2 separate regions of the Homo sapiens genome follow, and region 2 is linked to region 1. The links are chromatin loops, found by intact Hi-C in ENCODE. Cell type or tissue: prostate gland. All regions are shown on one strand. Links, peaks and the distances in the headings refer to the core of each region. The heading gives the core; the rest is flanking DNA.

Region 1 (5,540 bases), core at 1,532-4,031:
CGCCATCCCAGCCCGGCGGTCAGTAACATTCCAGGAGCTTTGGGGAGCGTCTCCATTGCCAGTCAAGAGCCAGGCGCCACGCACCCCAGTCCGGAGGGACCGCTCAGCCTCGGGCTAAAAAAGGGAGAGAGCGCAAGCAGATGGCGTCCACAGCCGCGTCTCCAGGCCACAGCGGGCACCTGCAGGGCAGCTGGGAATGGGAAGGGCAGAGGCGGCCAGAAGCTCGTGCCCTCACTGATGCCGGCCCTGGCAGTTCTTTCCAAAAATCTTCCCACTCAGCTCCCTGAGTCCCACGGATCAGGCGCCCTTAGCCTGCTGTGCAGGGGGTGGGGGAGACTGAGGCACAGAAGGCCGGGCCCCCCAGGCACCAAGCACGGCCCATGACCCAGAGCCATGGAGTCACCCAGGCCGCACAGCTGGTGAGAGCAGCCCTAGATGAGGCGGAGCCACTGGGTTCAAGGCCAGAGTTCCTGCTGCACCCCCGACCCCTGGTCCCGCCATGGAAGGTGCCAGGAGTCATGTTCCCTGGGCTCCTCTTCCCCCAAAAGCCCCTCCTCATGTATGCATGAGTGTGTGTGTGTGTGTGAGAGTGTGTGTGTGCACGTTTCCCTGCCTGAGCACTGAGCACACCTCCGCACAGGCAACTGCTGCCACCACCTCATGGTCTCCCAGTAGCCACTATGAGGAGGGCAGAGGCCACCGCCTCTAGCCCAGCAGGACGAGGGCCTCGTGACCCGTGGGGGGAGCAGAGCAGGGTCTGTGTGCCTCGTGACCCCTGGGGGGTGGGCAGAGCAGGGTCTGTGTGCCTCGTGACCCCTGGGGGGTGGGCAGAGCAGGGTCTGTGTGCAGGGTTCCTTGCCAGGCACGTGGCCAGCACTGCAGGAGCTGGCATTGTGGTGGCTCGGACGCCCTGACCCCGTGTTGATGTTTTTGGTGCAGCCCTGCCCGCGTGGCCTTAGGGTGACCCATGTGACCACAGCCCATGGCGGGCACAGCACAAGGGAGGCCACTTCCAGGCCTAGGGGGTTAGACTGTGGCTTCTGGCACCTGGAGGAGACTTGGCAGCCTGGGGGTGCCACATGGTCAGGGGCTGAGGCCTCCCCACAGCCCCGTGAGCCCCGTCCTGGACAAGGGGCTGCCCGTGGCTGCCACCTGAGCCACAGCCACCAGCCATGCTGCCCCTGAAACGGGGGAGCTAACACGTGGAGGCATTTTTAAGCTGCTACGTTTTGGGGTATTTGCTACACGGCTATAGATGTCTGATACGCTGTGGGGTATGCCCTGAATGTGGGGTCTGGTTGGCCCTAGGCTAGCATCAAGCTTTGGGCAGCCAGGGCCCCAAAGCCCCCACTCCTGCCCACTGTGGCCACGCGCCTGCAGGACCAGTCCCGCCGCTGTGTGGGCCTCGCCTCTGGACACAGGCCCCAGGACCCCCGAACTGAGGCTGGCCTGGCTCCACGTCCTCCCGCCCACTCCCGTTCAGCGCTGCCAGGCACCGTACCCTCTGCTGCCCACCAGGACCCGGCTCCTGGCAGGCCTGAGCCTCCTCCCCATCTCCCTTCACCCTCCCTGAGCACCCCCCGGGCCCATGGGCCCAGCCTGCTGAGGGTGACTTCTTCACACCCAGGCTCTTGGCCCAGCCTCCTCACCCCTGTCCCTGGGACTTCCTCCTGGCCACACCATCCTTCCAGCAGTGCTCCCAACACACATGGCCATCCCTGGGGAGTCTTCCAGGCAGCCCTACCCACCATCTCCACCCACCTCCTTCCCACCTGCTCACCACGAGGTCCTGTTCCCAGCATACGGCCCTGCTGCTGGCTGGGGAGGAGATCTGACCCCTCCTGGGCCACTGTCAGCATCCCCGGGACACAGTGCTGCCGGCCTCCCTTTGGAGTCCAACCCTGTCCTGTCCCCACCTGCCCCGTCCTCCTACCTGTGCTGGTTCTGGTGAGCCTGTCAGGTGACACACCCTGGCTGTCTCCTCCATGGGGCACCCAGTGAAGCCGAGGGAGGACCCTGGGGCTGGGACTCAGTTTCCCCTCCTAGGGGCCACGAACTGGTCTGGATGCCACAGGCTGCTGAGGGAGGACAGGTCGAGGGCACCATCGAGGGTGAGTCTTGGTCGGCTGGCAGAGGGCTGGCCCAGGGAGCCCCGTCCCTCCCTGAGGGCCCCGCCTGCTCAGTACTGTGGCCCGTGGCCCGGGTTTGGCCTGTCCATCAGATCCAGCCCTTCGGCACCGGTGTCCCCAGGGCCCTGGGCTGTGAGGGGGTGTGGAGGGGAAGGAAGGACATCTGGGGGCGGCTGTCACACATGGGAGCATCGCTGACGGAGAAGTTTTCCTATAAATGCAGCTGTGTTCATGGATGTTCCAAATGGAACTGCCAGCTGGCTTTTGGTTTATGAGACTTTATTAAAGATTACATTTCTGTTTAGTTATTTATTAGGTGTTTAGCCAATATTTCTAAATAGAGGACATGATGCTGAGACTGGGGCTACATGGCCATGGTTGTGTGAGTGTGCGTGTGTGTGTGTTGTGTGTGTGTGTGTGCACGTATAAGTGCATGTGTGAGCATGTGTGCATGCGTGAGCGTGTCTGCATGAAACAGAGCTTTCTTGTTCTTGAACTTCTGGGGCCCGAGGCGTCCGAATGCTCGAGGAACGATGATCTGCAAAGCAGGATTCCGCAGCAAGTTGGTGCCCGCGGAAGCTGAGCATCAATTTGCTCTTAGGGAATTTTCCATGTTCTTCCATCTCCCCGTTTAGGTGCCAGGTCCCGGCCTGCAGGGTGGGGCTATCGGGCCTCTGCCACCTGCTTCGTGGTGAGACTCCTGGGCGCCCACAGCCTCCGCCTGGCAGGCCAGCCCAACAGAGCCTGTTTCATCAGATGGTGTTTCCAGGAGCCAAATAACAAACACACTTTCTGGAAACAGCCAGGAGGAGCAGCCGTCTCCCAAGAGGGGAAGGAAAACAAGAGGCCGCTGCGGCTCCACTCCCCATGACCGCCTGGACCTGCAGCAGGCTGGTGCAAAGGCCCTGGAGCAGTGGCCACTGCTGTCTGCACACCAGGGCCCAGCCCATGGCCAGACCTGGGGCCGGTGGGTGTGGACTGGAGCCTGGGGCTCTGCCAGCCCCTCCTCTGGTGCCAGGCTGGTCTCCCGAGGCCCAGAGGAGGTAAAAACAGAGTCTTTAATGACACCAGGAGCCATTGGCCTTCAACCACTGCCTCCACAGTCTGGGCACCCCAGCCAGCAGCTTGAGGGCCTGGCCCAGGCAGAGGCTGGGGCAATGTGGGATGCTGTGAGGGCTGCAGGCTCTGGTGGGGGCGAAGCTGCCACCTGCTCAGAGGCCATGGCCTCCGCCTCGGGCACCTGCTCCCAGAACCGCCGGCTGCAGGGGAACCTGCCTCCATCACCCCTCAAGCCCGGGCCCTGATGCAGGGTGAGGGGGGAAGCCTCCCAGAGGAAGATGCAGGCTTGCAGGCAGCTGGAGGTCGTGGCCTGAGCTCTGCTGAGACTCGCGTACGACATTGTGTAGAAAATCTGCTTTTTAAACTCAGCCTGCTGCAGAGATGAAAGGAGGCTCTGTGCCTGCGGCGCTTTGCCGCCCATTGGAGTTGGGTGTTGGCTTTGCATGGGACCAGTGATTCTGGCAAGCTTGGCCTGTCGGCCGGGTCTGCAGCCCTTGCCGGCTAGGGCAAGGTGTGGAACGGGAGCCAAAGACAGGGTCCCAGCCCACCCCCTACAGGGGACCCATGTTGGGAAAGACAGGGTCCCACCCACCCCCCACAGGGGACCCATGTTGGGAAAGACACGCGGGGGCTCGGGACGGGTTCTGCAAAACTTGCGGGGGCGGCCACATGGGGTTCCCAGTATGTGTGACCTGGGGACGCAGCGGCAAGGCAGCTGGCACCATGGGCAGGTAGGTGCAGAGCCAGTGAGGTGCCCAGCAGCAGCCCCGCCTGAGCCTCCAGGCCCACCTGCCTCCTTTCCCAGCCTCAGTGGGGAAGGAGGAGACTTTCAGGCCCCTAGAGTCTGACCAAGGCCCCAGCTCCAGTGCAGGACCCGTTGGCCAAGATGCAGGGGAGAGAAAGGGCCCCCCTCTGAGGTCCTCGGGAGGCTGGGGAGGACCTCTGGGGGCCGCTCAGTGGTGAGGTCTGTTCCGCCTGCCCCTGCCTGCCCCCCTCACTGAACAAGGGCATCCAAGGGCACATCAAAAAGATCCCAGAGTGGCTCTGGGTGGAAGCAAGAAACAGACCCCAAGAGGGGGCTTCACTGCCTCCACCTGGCCTGCTCCAGAAGCCGCTGGCCGTGGGTCTGAGTGCCCGTGGGCAGGCTGGCGGCTGCTGGCCTCTCAACCTCCAGCCACCAGACGGCAGTTGACACAGCCTCCTCCAGGTCCCTGGGCTCCTTTCAGCTCTGTAACCTGGGAAAGAGCTCACAGGGCACGAGCTCAGCCCTGTCGCCTCCAGGAGTCTCACCCTGTATTGTTTGTCTGCATCTTCAGCTTTGCGGGTGCCCTGAGGATGAGGTGCTGCTGCTGGGTGTTTTTTAAAGTGCCTTGGAGAAGGCGGAGTAGCTGGTGCCAGGCCAGGCATCTCCAGCCCTGAGCGGGAGGATCCCTTCCAGCCATGGTCCAGGAGCCCGGGGCTGGGGCTGGTCTGGGGGCTCTGGGGCCATCTGCACCCTGGGGACTGCTCTGGAGGATGCCCTGGTCCCCTGTTCCCTGTGGCAGGAGGAAGGGGCTGTGGGGTGAGCCTCCAGCCCTCCCTGGGTGAGCAGATGACCCCATGTGGGAGAGGCCAGGCCCTGGTGTTTGCACGGCCTGGTCAAGGCCACCCTGGCTGGGCAGGTGCAGGTGCATCTGGAGGCTGTCGTGAGACTCCCTGCCCAGGACTGGACACAGGCTAGACATGCTGCCCTCGCAGACACAGCTCCCTGGGAGCCTCATGCCGCTGGGAGGAAGATGGGGTGGGTGCCATGGGAGGAAGATGGGATGGGTGCCATGGAAGATGGGTATCCTGGGAGGATAGTGGGTGCCCCTGGAGGAAGGCGGGTGCCCCCAGAGGAAGGTGGGTGCCCCAGGAGAAAAGTAGGTGCCTGGGAAGAAGGTGGGTGCCCTGAGAGGAAGGCACCTGGGTATCCCTGGAGGAAAGCGGGTCCCCGTGGAGGAAGGTGGGCACGCTGGGGAGGAAGGTGGGTACCCCGGGGAGGAAGGTGGGTACCCCGGGAACTGTGGTGCTCCAGGAGGAGGGTGAGTGCCCCGGGAACTGTGGTGCTCCGGGAGGAGGGTGGGTGCCAAGGGTCAGAGTTGCTCAGAGCTGTGATTTGCTCAGCCCTGAGCAGCTGGGAACGGGGGTGCTCGGCCCAATGCCAGCTCTGTTCCTGCCCTCTGAGATGGGGCCCTGAGTCCTGTTTCTGCTGCTGGGCTGCGCAGGGTGGCAGGGCGGGGGCCAGGCTGAGGCCTCAAGGCCACCTCCACAGCAGGCGGGAGGGAGCCACTGTCCTGATGCCCCTGCAGCTCTGGGAGCTGGGCCCCGGGC
Region 2 (4,360 bases), core at 855-3,354, 140 kb after region 1:
TTGTGTTTTTATACATGAGATTATCTTCTGAGGCTGGAACATCTTGGGGGGATACAATAGATAGAATTCCTATAGTAATTCCCCTGCGCAAGAGGAATTGCTGAGGAGGGCTTCGGGAAACCTTGACTCTTGTTGAAGCCTGGAAAGCTTTCTCAGTCTTTCTCATTGCCACCCCACACCACATCTTCTTTTTGTAACAAATATTTATTAACTCATCTTTTTATTTTAAAATGAAGTTCACAGAAGATATTACCTTATATAATTATAGCCATATAATGTTAAAAAGCAGTGTCATGCTGAAATGTAATATAAAGAGAAACTGAAGATACATAATAAAATAGTTTTCTATGCCACTGTATGGACATTTAGGCACTGCTGCTTTCACTCGGATCACTGAGTGGTGTGGGCCTGTCAGTGCAGGCAGATGTGGGGTAGGTACTGAGCTGGTGACCTGAAAACCATAAGCAATAGAGCTGAGTGGCATTACTTTCTGAAATGGTCAAACCTGAAGGAAGCAGTGTTCAGTCTTCCCTGTCTCTAGGTAGTCTCTGTATTTCTGGAACATTGAGTGTATGTTAAAAGTATAGAAAAATGCATTGTGTCAATCCAAAACTCAGCTGGGCTGGGCTTAGAGAATTATGAGCAGCCTTTCCACCTGCATGGAAGTCCTTTTGTGCAGGACAGTTCCTTGTTTCCGGGGTGGCCCTGCTCCCTCCAGGAGGTTTAGGAGTGCCCATGTCACCATGATGCCTACGCCACTTCTCATGTTGCTACCTGTTGCTACCACCGGGCATCGCTGCCGCCTCCTGCTCTGTGCACAGTGTGGTGTGGCCGCCTGACCGACTGGTCAGGAACTAAAGTTCTCTCGAAGCCTTGACTGAAAGGAGAAGTGAGGAGGGGCATGGAGCCCAGTGCCAAGAGGCAGCTGCGTCTTTAGGGGCTGGCACTTTTCAGAGGGGCTCTTGGGGCCAGAAGGAAAGAGCCGTCATTCAAGGCTTACACAGCGTGGAGGTGCCCTCCCTGGGGTGTCCTGTGTGCTGACCTCTGTCCTGGTGCCTGGCGGTGTCCTGGCGCAGAGCTCCGCAAGCCTCTGCGGGGCTCTTCTCTGTGTGGAGGTTCTCGAGATGGGCAGTCCGGGTGGATGGTCAGGCCAATGAGGGCCTTCGAATGAAGCACATTATTGTAAGGATGCTAATTCTGGATCCTCAGATATTGTGACAAAAACTTGACATTTTTCTTCCTTCAAAGTAATTTATTGACTAAAATAACCAACTGAGCAAAGGTGATGTTTTAGTATCTAAATATTCCAAAAGATTACTGAAATTTTAAAGTAAAAATTTGGCCAAGAACGAGAAGTCTCTGAATGTGCTTTTCTGGCATGACCCCTGTCACCAGGAAGCTGTCAGTGTGGTGTTGGGCCTGATTGATTCGCATCAGCTCAGGTGGCGTCCTATTGGAAGGTCGGCAGTGGGAGAGCAGCTGGCCAGGTCAGAGGATTCATTTCTGTCTGAAGCTTTGTGAGGAACTAAGATGGCTTTTCCAGTAGCCTCTGTCATTCCAGAGAGTTTTAAGATTGCTTTTATTTGTTCTTCTACCCTGGAACTAGGAAGCCAGACCCAAGAAATGTATCCACACCAGGTTTTGCCCATAGTTTTTAAAAATGTTGAATTTCTTTAACTTGAGGCCCTCACAATTTTCTGGGCCCCCATAAGTTATAGAACAGGGACCAGGCCTGCTACCTTGTGGGGGCTGGGTGGGCACTGGCTCCCCAGGGCACAGATCCTTCCTGTGGGTGGGCTTAGGGGATGTGAGGGATTCACTTTCAGATGTGACACTCCAGATGTGGGGTTGGTGGCACATTTTTTTTGTCCGGTTACATCCAAGTAAAAAGGAGGACAAATTCTTACTGAACCTATGCAGTAAACTCCATTGTCAGGAAGAGTAAAGTGTCTTAGCATGAGTGTTCCTGAATTCTGAAAGTTCAGGAGAGTAAGATGTTACCTAGAGAGTGTTTTATTTCAGCTTTGAAAGCAGAGTCTACTGGATTTAGGGCTAGAGATAGACGAAGAAGAAAGAGAAGGGGCTTCTTTGAGCGCACATTAGAAAATACACCATAAAAGAAAATACCGACAATCTTCCAAAGCCACAGTCAGCGTTTCCCTGCCAGCTCCTCCAGTCTTCCTTCCTTCCTGTCTGCTGGGTGGCGGCTCATCTGTCAAGTTTTCACAGTCATGTGCTTCTGGGCGCAAAGCCCTGGTGAGCCTGGCTCGTTTCCCTGGTGGAATCGGACAGTTGTCGAAGGGGTGTCAGCCTCTGTTCAGAAGCCTGAGCCCCTGATTCTGTTCCTTGAAGTGTCAGGAGTTAAGGTGCCTGTATTGAGCAGGGGCTGCCGTTGCTTCTGACTGAGGGTCCTCTTCAGGCCCACTGGCTCTTGGCAGAGCTCAGTTCCTTGTGACCATAGGCCTGTGGCGCTTGGCTCCTGGAGACTGCCCATAGCCCCTGCCCTGTGGCCCTCTTCCCAGCATGGCAGTTTGCCTCTCAAGGCGTATAGGCAGGGTCTCCCCTCTTCCTTTCCTCTCTGACTTCTCTCATCCTTCAGGGGTTTACCTGATCAGGCCAGGCCCACCCAGGAAAATCTCCCTTTTGATGAACTCAGTCAGCTGATGAGATGCCTTAATTGCATCTGTAAAATCCCTTCACCTTTGCCTTATGTAACACTATATCCCATCATGTTCACAGTTCCTCCCGCCTGCAAGGCAGGGGAGTGTACAAGGTGTGTACCCCAGGGGCAGGATGCTAACACTGCACTGACTGAGAAAAGAATTTGTCTTACCTGTACCTGACAGGTGTGTACCTGAAAGAGGTGTGTGCCCGACGGTGTGTGCGACCGATGGGTGTATGCTCGACAGTGGTGTGTGCGCCCACCGGGTGTGTGCCCGACGGTGTGTGCGCCCGATGGGTGTGTGTGCCCGACAGTGGTGTGTGCGCCCGATGGGTGTGTGTGCCCGACAGTGGTGTGTGCGCCCGCCGGGTGTGCGCCCGACGGGGGTGTGTGCCCGACAGTGGTGTGTGCGCCCGACGGGGGTGTGTGCCCGACAGTGGTGTGTGCGCCCGACGGGGGTGTGTGCCCGACAGTGGTGTGTGCGCCCGACGGGGGTGTGTGCCCGACTGGTGTGTGCGCCCGACGGGTGTGTGTGCCCGACAGTGGTGTGTGCGCCCGATGGGTGTGTGTGCCCGACAGTGGTGTGTGCGCCCGCCGGGTGTGTGCCCGACAGTGGTGTGTGCCCGACAGTGGTGTGTGCGCCCGACGGGGGTGTGTGCCCGACAGTGGTGTGTGCGCCCGCTGGGTGTGTGCCCAACAGTGGTGTGTGCGCCCGATGGGTGTGTGTGCCCGACAGTGGTGTGTGCGCCCGCCGGGTGTGTGCCCGACAGTGGTGTGTGCCCGACAGTGGTGTGTGCACCCGACGGGGGTGTGTGCCCGACAGTGGTGTGTGCGCCCGCCGGGTGTGTGCCCGACAGTGGTGTGTGCGCCCGACGGGGGTGTGTGCCCGACAGTGGTGTGTGCGCCCGATGGGTGTGTGTGCCCGACAGTGGTGTGTGCGCCCGACGGGTGTGTGCGCCTGACAGGAGTGTGTCTGACATGGGTGTGTGAGCGCCCGGCAGGGGTACGTACACTCGGGGTGTGTGTGCCTGACGTGTGTGTGTGTCTGACATGGGTGTGTGCACCTGGCAGAGGTGTGTGCGCCCAGCAGAGGCATATGCCTGACAGAGGCGTGGCTTAGTGTTCAGGGTCCATAGTACATGAAGAATCCTACAGATCCCTATGGACAAGGCAGTACAGTAGAATTTGGGGCAAAAGACTTGCACAGATTTTTTTTTTTTTTTTTTACACAAGATGAAATTGAAATGGCCAATGAGCACACCCTCATTCATCCAGCGAGCATTGAGGACCCCCTAGAGGCCAGGCCCATGAGTGATGAAGATCCCGAGGATGAAGACGCCTTGCCAGCCAGGTCAGTGGGTGATGGCATTTGTGGTCAGGGGCACCCAGCACCACACCCCTGGCTGCCGTTGACAGCTGGGTGAGTCCCCTGCTGCCTGGGCAGAGCCACCTCTGCAGATGCCCAGGTGGGTCTCCTGGGGCAGGGACTGGCAGGCTGTAGCCTGTGAGCAGATTCTGGGACCTGAAAGCTAAGGATGGTTTTTACATTTTTAAGGAGTTATAAAACAAACAGAAAAGGAAGAATCTGCAACAGAGACCATAAGTGGTCTGCAAAGCCAAAGGTTTATAGAAATGGGCAGACCTGCTCTAAGGGGCCTGCTTGCTGATGGGGCCTTGTCTGGATTGCCAGTTCTACTA

The links. Hi-C counts contacts between places; a loop is a spot of excess contacts. Peaks named below come from ENCODE experiments on the same cell type or tissue, not always from the same donor. Only the 100,000 strongest peaks of a DNase experiment are listed, where the experiment ranks them.
Region 2: a loop joins it to region 1, with 2.9 times the contacts of the local background. A loop is called at or near these places in 2 of 110 quality-filtered maps.

The regions. Positions count from the first base shown.
Region 1 is chr21:44,991,971-44,997,510 of GRCh38, forward strand. LINC00163 (long intergenic non-protein coding RNA 163) reads right to left here and starts at 2,116. Exons shown (of 2, transcript NR_033840.1): 1 at 1,934-2,116. LINC00165 (long intergenic non-protein coding RNA 165) reads right to left here and starts at 3,232. Exons shown (of 1, transcript NR_170266.1): 1 at 2,392-3,232. In prostate gland, for the core only: no CTCF peak of the experiment used is centred there; a DNase peak (open chromatin) is centred at 2,820.
Region 2 is chr21:45,130,820-45,135,179 of GRCh38, forward strand. The region is part of intron 2 of ADARB1 (adenosine deaminase RNA specific B1); the gene reads left to right. Among named protein-coding and RNA genes, the nearest start is that of ADARB1, 58 kb to the left of the region's middle. RefSeq lists enhancers at 2,694-3,194, 3,195-3,695. In prostate gland, for the core only: no CTCF peak of the experiment used is centred there; a DNase peak (open chromatin) is centred at 2,242.